2 separate regions of the Homo sapiens genome follow, and region 1 is linked to region 2. The links are chromatin loops, found by intact Hi-C in ENCODE. Cell type or tissue: endothelial cell of umbilical vein. All regions are shown on one strand. Each heading gives the region's core, and the rest is flanking DNA. Links, peaks and the distances in the headings are about the cores only. Region 1 holds the start of LHX6 (LIM homeobox 6). Region 2 holds the start of NDUFA8 (NADH:ubiquinone oxidoreductase subunit A8).

Region 1 (5,338 bases), core at 339-5,338, 69 kb after region 2:
GTGATCTTGGCTCACCACAATGTCCGCCTCCCAGGTTCAAGTGATTCTCTTGCCTCAGCCTCCTGAGTAGCTGGGACTACAGGCACGTGCCACCACACCTGGCTAAGTTTTGTATTTTTAGTAGAGATGGGTTTCACCATGTTGGCCAGGATGGTCTCGATCTCCTGACCTTGTGATCTACCAGCCTTGGCCTCCCAAAGTGCTGCGATTATAGGTGTGAGCCACCACACCCGGCCCATCTGGCATGTTTTATACCAACTGGAGTCAGGCCTAGAGCAGGGAGGTGGCTAGACAGTGACTGTAACCTCCATTTCCTGTCCTGGCCAAACCAATACTCAGATGGGACAGTGAGAGGAGACATCACACTCTGGTTACACACCATTAACCCCTGTCTGACTACACACACACACACACACAGCCGTCCAGATTCACAAATACGTTCTTATCACCCCCTTCATCCCTCAGTGCCTGGGTGGAGGCCCTTAAGCAGGAATGCCCCCTCAGAGGAGAGGGTGGGAGTGGAATGATGGGATTTCAGAATCCCCTCACCTCACCCTCTCACCTCCAGATCCTAGTCCAGATGTAATCCTGTCCTCACCACTTTGCGTGCACGTGCACGCACACACACATGCACACACACAGTCTCAACATTCACATACAGACACCCACTCTTGACACCCACACATGAACTAAAAGACAAACGTTGGTCCATAAAGGAACACACATGCTATCTACATACCCCCAACCCTGCCCAGTGATGCTTTCCCCAGCACTACTGCACAGATCCCAGACAATACAGACACACAGGCACTCCTTGCACACTGAGTCCTAGGCCACTTGGTTGAGCTGCCCCCACCCCACCCCAGCTGCACACTCTTCTACATCCATCCCATAAAGGAAGAGTCCGTCTCTTTAACCATGCTTCTCATGGTTTTCAGAGTACCCTTGCCCCAAATGCTGCCAACCTCCCCCTAGACTCAAGATCTTCTCTTTCCAGATCGCTGGAGGCTCAATGCCAGTGCACAGGAGGAGATCGCCTTCCACCATATTCCCTGACTCCCAGAGGCTCTTTCTAGGGCAGGGGTCTGGCCAGGAAGACTGAAGCCATGACGTCTTCCTGTGCAAGGATAGGAAAGATGTCTGTGGGTTGGAGGGTAGTTATAGGGAAGCAGCTTTCTCCACTTTTTGAGAAAGCACTTGGGAACAAGCATCCCTCTCAGGAAGTGATTCTCCACCATTCTCCTCTGATCCTATAGGCCTGGTGGTCCAAGCCTCAGGCCAGTTGATGCCTCCCACTGGGATCAGCAGACAAGGCCATGACCCTGCAGTGACCTCGACCCCATAATCAGGTCAGGTCCGGGCTTCATGGCTAGAAGCGAGGCCCAGGCGAGTGGCCAAGACGCGGCAGGACAGGAGGATGCGCCTGGCTGCTCTCGGCTGCTGGACGCGGCCTGCAGTAGGGAGAGCGCAGCCCGGGGTAATCCCACTCAGGGCTCCGGGTGCCCAGTTCTCCCACTTCCCATCCTGGCGGCCTAAAGGCAAGGCCTAGACCCTGGAGAGGCCAAAGTCGGGCCAAAACAACAGCGAAGCTGGGACTGGAACAGGCGCTGGGGGCCTGCGCATGACCCCAGGCTCAGAATGCGACACTCCAGTGACGCCGGGGAATGAGTTGAGATGGAGCCGGAGACAGAGGTTGGGGTTCAGGACGAGGCGCTTGGGTATGGGATCGGATCTGAGACGGTTGCGGCGCTGGTGCTTTGGGCTGGACCAGACTCGAACCCAGAGCGGAGCGAGGGTCAGAGCCAGGGCAAGAGTCCGAAGCCCAGCTCAGCGTCCAGCCCGCGAGAGACCCCACCATGAATGACGTCCGAGTAGGGTTGGAACTCGAAGCCCGAACGCACTGGAAATGCAGCCGGACGACGGCTGGGATCCGAGTGGGTCCGGGCCAGAAATGGGGACCTCAGAGCTCCACCGAGGCGCTCGAGGTCAGAACTGAAGCCTGAGACTTAGGCAGGACCCGAGACAGAGCCAGAGACGATACCGAAACCCAATGGACCGCGAGGACCGAAGGCAGATCCGGGGCGCAAACCTGTGCAGGCACTGGCGCGCTGCCTGGAGCTCTGGGTTCGCGCCGCTGAGCGCCGGCAGGTTGGACCAGCGCTGCGCGCCGGAAGTGCACTCGGGACGCCGGGGTTCTGGAGGAGAGACCACACGCCGCAAAAGTGGCCTCCGAATGCGCCCGGGGCCTGCCCTCGGCGACACTGCTGGCTCGGCGGCCGCAGCCTACCTGAAGTAGTCCATCTTGCAGAAGATCTCCTTGTTCTTGATGTAGCAGCTGTTCTGCTGCCTCAGCGACGTGCGACACACGGAGCACTCGAGGCACCGCACGTGCCAGATGAGGTTGTTGACCTGGGGACGGGGCGGGGACGGAGGTCGGCTCAGCGCGGGCCTCTTTCACTCCGGGCCCCAGCCTTCCCGGTCTCATTTACAGTCAGAGGCGCTGAAGCTCAGAAGGTGCATGCGATTCCCCTATTTTTCTCCCGTAATACTGAGACTCAGGGAAATGGAAATAAACTCTTCTTATTTTTCAGACGGAACCCGGGGGCTCAGGCAGACCCTAAGTCTTGCCCAAAGCTTCGCAGTCGGGCAGCAGTGGAGCCAGGATTTGGAAGTAAGAGGACCTGCGGTGCTTCCCTGCAGTCTCCTGCGCTGCGTCCCACGCCCCGACAACACGCACGCAACACCTACCCCTGTCTCACCTTGAGCAGATATCGGTCCAGGATCTCGAGGCCGCAGCTGGAGCAGATGTTCTTGCCTGCAGACGGCACGGAGGAGGCGGCAGAGGGCGGTGAGCAGACAGATGGCGTGCTGGGCGTACATGGGGAGGCCTGACCCTCGTCCTTGTCCAGAGCTCCTGCCAGGGCCTCGGCGTCAGACTGAGCCTGCGGCGGGGGAGAGAAGGAGAGGAGCGCTGATCCGGGCACCCAGAGTTGGGGCTGCCTTGGAGACAAATCTGGGGCCCCCGAGCACCAATTGACAACGAAATCTCCCCAGGACAATGCGCCGTAGACTGAAGGACAGGGATGGAAGGGCCTATTGGAGAGGAAGGGACGGCCCCAACTTTTAACACGCGCATTCTGGGTGCTGGGAGCGGTTAAAGCCAACATTCCCTGCCGGAAAACCGAGGCTCAGAGAGGGGCGGCGCCCGCCGGGAGTCCCCCAGAGCGTGAGCAGCAGTTCGTGGCCGGAAAACCTGGCCAGGTCCCCAGGGCCGGGCCGCTGGAGGACTGGGCACCGCAGGCAGGGCCAAACGGACTCACCATGGCGGGCGGCGCGGTCCCTTCAAGACAGCGGGTGGTCGCTTTGCAGCCGGACCCTGGCTGGGCCATCACCTGGGGGAGGGGGGGAGGGAACGCAGGCGGCGGCGGCTGCTGAACTGGCTCCGCACAGCCTGAGCCCAGCGCCTCCCCGCGCCTGTTATATAAACCGGCGCCGAACAATGAGTCCTAACTTTGTAGTGGGCATTTAAAGCCCTTCCCCACAAAAGCGGTGTCTCTCTAATGAAGCAATTTGAATTTGGATTGGATTTTTTCCCTCTCTCTCCCCCTCTCCCTGCACTTAACCCGTGGCTCTTGAAGTAATCGCTTAGTTCCCTTGCAATCCAAGCCTCTGAGGGGGGAAGAAAAACACGCGCACACACACACAAACTACCTGCAATTAGAAATTGTCGTGAATGCCCAAGATAAGAGGTAGCCAGAGTGTCAATTCCAACTGTCAATCAGTGAGATCCATCAGGCCGCCCAAAGAATTGCAAATTTGATTTTTTAATGGTAGTAATTAAAAATCGAATTTTTTCTCTCTCCACCCGCCCCCCCACCCCACTCCCCTTCCTCGCTCCCTTCTCCTCTCGGCACAAAATGCAAAAAGGAGAAAAGAGAGAAAGAAAGAAAATAAAAAAGAGATGGGTGAGGGGCGGAGGGTGGTTGAAGAAAAGAAAACCCCGAGCGCGGTGAGCACCCGCCCGCCCGCCCGCCTGACACGCGCGGCGAAATTGAAGCAGCTATATTGACACGGATTCAGGCGCCTTTCGAGGGCCAGTCGGAGGGAAACCCGGAGCAAAAAGAGAGCGAGATCGGGGCGAAACGGGACCAAAAAGAGAAAAGAGAGGCGCTCAAGGGGAGGAAAAAGCACCCTCCAGCCCCTCGGCGCGCCGGGTACCGGCCCCGCGTCGGGATTCTCAGCGCTGCGCCGGCACAACCCCCGGCGCATCGGCGCTATCAGCGCCTATTCAGACGGACAATACCGGCCTCGCCTCCTCTTGATTCGCCTGTGTCTTTACTAAATCGCTTTTTGAGAAATTCCTCCAACATTTGCATAATGTGTTCCCGCTTTCCGCGACCCCCCCCCCCCGCTCGCGCGCGCGCTCCCACACTCACAAGCACACACTCACAGGCGCACCCTCGTACCCCTCCTTCCTGCAACCGCCCGCCACCCTGCTCGGCCCGGCTGGGTCCCGGACCCTGCCCGACCCCGGCCCGGGCCGCTCACCCAGTCGTTCGCCGGCTCACCTGGTCGGTGGCGGGGCCGCCCTCGGCCGGCAGCCGGCAGCCCTCGGGCAACGCCGGGGCGGCGTTCTCATGCTTCCAGTACATGGGCCGGGGAACCTCGGGCTCAGCGGGCGCGCAGCGCGGAGAGCTGCGCCGAGGGGGACCACAGCCGCAGTGGGAGCAGAGGCTGCTGCAGGAGCAGGAGGAGAGCCGAGGCGCCGGCCCCGCCGCCCCGGGCCCGGCCTCAGCCCCCGCCCCCGGCCCGCGCGCAGCCCCGGCCTCCCTGGCTGCTGCCGCCGCTGCCTCGGAAGAAGGTCCCGACAAACTTGGAGAGGCCCCCGCCCCCTCCTTCTTCTCCTCCTCCCCCTCTTGGTAGTCCTCCTCCTCCTCTCCCTCCTCCTTGTCCTCCTCCCCCTCCAGCTGCAACGGCGGCCGCCCTGCCGCTGGAGCCCCGCTCGGTTCAAGATGAGTCATGCGTGACCAATCCCCTCCCCGCCAAGGGAGAGCAAGACACACACGACGAGGCAGAGACCCAGAGAGAGAGACACACACACAGACACAGAGACACACAGAAACTCAGAGCTGCCGACAGAGAGACTCGGAGACACGCCAGTACACAAAGGCACCGGCGGGCACACATCCACCCAGCTCTCACTACCGCTCCTCCCTCAAGGGGCACCCATCTTCCTCAGACACTGCCCCACTCACAGGTACAGGAGGGACCCATGGCCATACCATCTGCGGAGATAGATTCCGTAGGAGGTCACACGTTATTACACTGTGTTGATGCA
Region 2 (5,378 bases), core at 329-5,328:
TAAAATTAAAAATTGTTGTGTGAGAACAGTCTGTAATTTTATTTTATTTTATTATTATTATTTTTTTGAGACCGAGTTTCGCTCTTGTCCAGGCTGGAGGGCAGTGGCGCAATCTCGGCTCACCGCAACCTCTGCCTCCCAGGTTCAAGTGATTCTCCTGCCTCAGCCTTCCTGAGTAGCTGGGATTACAGGCATGCGCCACCACACCCGGCTAATTTTGTATTTTTGGTAGAGACGGGGTTCCTCCATGTTGGTCAGGCTGGTCTCAAACTCCTGACCTCAGATGATCCTCCCGCCTCAGCCTCCCAAAGTGCTGGGATTATAGGCGTGGGCCACCACGCCCAGCTGTAATTTTATTTTTTATGCACTTTATGCAGCTAGGTTATTAATAAAAGGCAAGGAAAGATGACAAGAGTAATTAATCTATACACTATAGAAAGGAGAATAAAGTTATGACTATGTCTATTAATAGTGCAACTGTTATAATTATCAAAGATAAAGTTATGACATAAGTGAAATCTGCCATGATGACTCTAATAAATTTATGTTTAAAATCTGTAAAGTTTTCATATTAAAGTTTTTGAAAATAAAAGAATTTATTTAGGTAAACTGGCACACATTTGCTTGTTTTATTACCTATAAACAGCTAGGAGAATAAAAACTAACACTCAAACTTTTTTAAAAGCTTAATATATTTTAATAATTAAGTCAGTTATATTTACTTGTCATATGCCTTAAAAGAGCTTTAACTGGCTGATTCAATTATTCAAAGGCCCAAAACTATACGGCCCAAAAAGACTGACGCATTATTTATTTCCCTACAAATGTGGAAATCTTATCAAAATGAAGGTATACACATGTTGCTGAGCATATAAAACACCATCCCTGTCACAGGAAAATAAAGGAAGACATTGAGTCTGTTTCGTAATTAATGAAAAAGAGGGATGTGCTAGAGACAACACAGTGAGTCAGTGGCAACCCCAGAACTAGAACACAGAGATTGTGACCTCCAACCAGGCTTCTTCCCATTATATCACCATCACTGAGGTGGATGAGCCTGAGATGTCACCATATCCCCTCACCTGCTTCTTCACTGAGACTGATGAATTCCAACAGAAACAACATCCTTTCACAGCTGTTTACCATGAATACCGTCTCAAATTCATTCAGATCTCTTTGTCTCAAACAACACAGAATTTCAACATCCTTCTCATTTATTCTCACAACAGCCTCATTGCACAGCAGGGCTACACAGTCTGCAGGTGTGGAAACTGAGACAAAGTCACCATCTAGAGCCAATCAACCTTCTAGTCCTGTCCTTGTCTCCTTAAACTACGTCTGTACCTCTTTTTATAGTACTTTATTTATACCATGCCTTGAGTTTTCCTAAATTTATGTAAAACAGAGAATAGTACTTAATAGAACTGTTATGAAGATTAAATGAGTTAATATATATAAAAATAATAAGAACAGTGCCTATCACATCGAAAGCACACCATAAATATTAGCTATTTTTATTTTTACTCAAAATTATCAAATGTGTCCAAGGACTTTCCAGTCCAAAGCTTCTGACTGCTTTTTCAATGGGGATGTGTCATAACTCCTAAGCCAATGAGGTCCAAAATGTATTTAACTCGCTCTCCAAACGGGCTCCTTTTTCTGGCTTCACCAGTACTATTGCCACGCTGCAAATCTGACTTTGATTCTTCAACCTTCCCTACCTCCAATATCTAATCCATTGCTAAGTCTGATCAATTCTAGATATACTTGTTCTTTGCTCTCTGTAAGCACAGTCTCTGTAAGCACCAATTACACTGGGATCATTAACATCTTTCTCAATAATTTTAAGAGCCACTGAGACTAGTCTCCCTGCTTTTCTTTTTCTTTCTTCAATCCATTCTTCACACAGCTGCTACCGTGATCTCCCTAAATGACAATTCTTATTTTACTCTGCTATTATATTAGCAACCAAACTCTCATTCAGCCTTAACAGCAGAATAAAGCCTAAACTTCTTAACGGGTACTGAAAGGCTTCTGGACCCAAACTATCTTTCCACCCTTCTCACCACAACATTTCAAAAAGGGACTGACTATTTACTGTTCTCTCAAAACACTGAACTCCTTTTTGACTCTCTGCATTTTCCCATCTCCTTACTTTTGCTCAGACCCTACCCTCACTTAGAGGGGTCTTCTCTTCATCTCCGCCCATAAATGCCATTCTTCATATGCCATTTAGTCATGTCTTACATTATGTCCAAAAAGTGCTTTCTCTATTCCCTTTATAGTTTCAGAGAATTTTATAGCTGGGATCACCTCATCTTACAAATAACCATGTCTGCAAATGCTAAAATCAAGTAATCAAGGTGACCGGCAGGTAGGCCTAGAATTTAGATACAACTTCAAATCTTTTCCTAAACCACATCTTCCCCCTTTCATAGTATTTAATCACACCTTGTCTTGTATTTTAGTTATTTATGTAATTATTCGTATGTTCATTCAATTGTGTGAAGACTAAAGGCAAATGTATTTCAGATACATCAGTTGTATGAAGTAGAACTTCAGATGTTTGTTGAACCTAATAAAAATTGCAACAAGAAATACAGCAACTCAAGATTAACCCAGCTACATGGGGTGGGGGCAGGGGGGTGGTTCGCCGGGGGGAACAAAAGAGTGGGGGCCACATGGCAGCTCCCCTCTGCCACCTCAGAGTAAATGTCACTTTAATATAATAAAGTCCCTGAACATAGCTAATAATTTCTTCCTCTGAGGAAAATAACAGTTGCCACTCTCACAGGCATCTAAGATTAAATGAAGCATTGCAGGTAGAAGACTTAACATACGGCCAGGCGCGGTGGCTCACGCCTGTAATCCCAGCACTTTGGGAGGCCGAGGCAGGCAGATTACGAGGTCAGGAGATCGAAACCATCCTGGCTAACACGGTGAAACCCCGTCTCTACTAAAAATACACAATATTAGCCGGGTGTGGTGATGAGCGCCTGTAGTCGCAGTTACTCGGGAGGCTGAGGCAGCAGAATCGCTTGAACCCGGGAGGCGGAGGTTGCAGTGGGCCAATATCGCGCCACTGCACTCCAGCCTGGGCAACAGAGCGAGACTCTCAAAAACAACAAAACAAACAAACAAAACACTTAACATAGTGCCGGGTATATCATTGCTGGTACATCATTTCTAGTCTTGGCCTTCCTCTCCTTTAATATAGCCTGTTCTACTATCCAGCCCTGCCATGACACTCCTCTGCCTTAAAACCTTCCACTCTTCCCACCACCTCCCTTACTGGATCAAGTCCAAACTGTTTGGTCTGGCCTTGTAGAAGCTGCTTCCAAGTCCTATCTCAGCCCAAGTTGCCTCTCCAGGCTCAGCACCTGCTGCTTCCCACCACCACCACTAGGGTCACATCAAACTGTACTTGGCTCCCTAAACACACAAGTTCTGCTAGGCCGTCTCATTCTTGTGAGTTTTCACCCATAATATAGTGGAAAAGCATTGGTTTTAAAATCAGACTTGGGTTCACTTCCAGCTCTATTACTTACGAGCTCCGTGACCTTGGGCAAATCATTTCTACTCTCGGGGACTAATTCCTTATTTATAACGCTACGACCAATTGTGTGTGTGTGTGTATATATATATATATGACCAATTGTGTGTGTGTATATATATATGGTATATACATATATATATATACACCAATTGTGTATATATATATATGGTATATATATATACACACCAATTGTGTGTGTGTATATATATGTGTATGTGTGTGTATATATATATATATCCTACCTTATAGTGTTGCTGGGAGGATTCAATGAATTAATGCATGGAAAGTAATTAGCATCCTGCCTGGTATCTAGAAAGGACTTGATCATGTTAGCTATAATTAGTAGGGTATGTTTCTACTTCACTCCTCACAGCACTAACTACATTGTACTGTGACTGCCTCTTTATGTGTCTGTCTCCCTACTGGATTGTAAAGTCCATGAAAGCACGAAGTATATCTCTTCCAGCGTTATGTGTACACGTTAATTACTGAAATGATATCTCTTGAATAAACGAATGCTTTAAATGGGTCCTGTTACCAAACACCTTCCCAAGGCTGTGAGTAGATGCACGCTCCAATATTGTCTCATTTTCCCGCGGCTTCGTCACCCCACTCTATGCACTCTGCACCGGTGATACCACTTTAAGGTAGATGACCGTCTCCCTCGACTGTGAGCCCCTAGGGTTGTATACTCACCTCGCATGCAAGTTTGAGGATTAAGCGACATAAGCTAAGTAAAATGACTGGTTGGTGCTTAATAAAATGTATCACTATTATTCACGGAAGGAGAAATAGGTCGCTGTGGAGGGCGAAAGGGGGAGGATTCTAGAGCCACTGCAAGATGCGACAGGGTGGGGTAGAGAGGGGAGGCGACTCCCAAAGCTGCGGAGGGGACCTCCGGGGGTCGACCTGTATATGCGTTGGAGGACTGGGGAGGGGGGCCCGGGTCCCAGGATCCGCGGAGCCCAAGGGGGGCTAGGCCCAGGCCCGAGAAGCCGCAGCCCCATGTCTCCCTTGCCTGTCCTCCGGATAGCCTCACCTCATCTACTTTCAGCTCCTCTAGAGTGGGCAGCTCCACTATCCCCGGCATGACGGCTGCAGCCCCGACCCCGACGAGAAGCCCTCAGCCGCGTCGCCCCCGTCTCCTTGAACTCCCCTTTCGACCGCCGAGTGCCACACGGCGCCTGCGCATGCGCATCCGGCAACACGCAGGCGTATTGCCCTGCCCAACCACGAGCGAGGGAGCGTGCGCAATACCAAGAACTTTTCAGCCTCCAGCGGGGTGGGGCTTCGATTCGGCTCCGCCCACCCCTCCAGGTTGTCATAGTGATGCCGTATCCACTGAGACTCCGGATCCTAACAGCTGGAAGCTAAAAACAGGCGCCATGGAGTACACAGGGAGCAAATATATCGGGGAATATGTAGATGGGAGGTAAGGGGCTCATTTGATTCACTTACTATACCTTGAATAGCTGTGACTGGAAAAAGACGGCTTTTTGCTTCTGCGAAACACCTTGTGCCAGGCACTTTCACAAACTTGCCCGAGTAATTTTTTCAAGGACCATATCTAATAAGCAGCAAAGCTAAGATGCATTCATTCCATATATACTTATATGTGTGTGTGCATTGACTGTGTGTGTGTGCTATCTGCCAGTTTTAAACATAGGAATAAGAATATTTAAAATGTCAAGATCCTTGCTCTTATGGAGTTTATAATCCAGTTGGAGATGTATTGCCAATAAACAAATAAGTGATAAAATAATTACAGATAATGGTAAATGCTATAAAAACAAACACGAAGATTAGGGAAGAGAGACTGGCT

The links. Peaks named below come from ENCODE experiments on the same cell type or tissue, not always from the same donor. Only the 100,000 strongest peaks of a DNase experiment are listed, where the experiment ranks them.
Region 1: it touches region 2 in a loop (2.2-fold over the local background); 7 of 110 quality-filtered maps call a loop at or near these places.

Annotation. Positions count from the first base shown.
Region 1 is chr9:122,224,089-122,229,426 of GRCh38, forward strand. LHX6 (LIM homeobox 6) reads right to left here and starts at 4,869. Exons shown (of 10, transcript NM_014368.5): 1 at 4,569-4,869; 2 at 3,321-3,392; 3 at 2,760-2,942; 4 at 2,288-2,409. The coding sequence starts at 4,652. RefSeq lists an enhancer at 2,596-3,101. In endothelial cell of umbilical vein, for the core only: no CTCF peak of the experiment used is centred there; no DNase peak of the experiment used is centred there; H3K4me3 peaks cover 1,984 bases; H3K27me3 peaks cover 2,130 bases.
Region 2 is chr9:122,155,032-122,160,409 of GRCh38, forward strand. NDUFA8 (NADH:ubiquinone oxidoreductase subunit A8) reads right to left here and starts at 4,748. Exons shown (of 4, transcript NM_014222.3): 1 at 4,596-4,748. The coding sequence starts at 4,646. It overlaps MORN5 (MORN repeat containing 5), which reads left to right and starts at 4,877. Exons shown (of 5, transcript NM_198469.4): 1 at 4,877-4,988. The coding sequence starts at 4,942. RefSeq lists an enhancer at 4,659-4,953. In endothelial cell of umbilical vein, for the core only: a CTCF peak has its summit at 3,412; DNase peaks (open chromatin) are centred at 3,390 and 4,810; H3K4me3 peaks cover 1,048 bases; H3K27ac peaks cover 448 bases.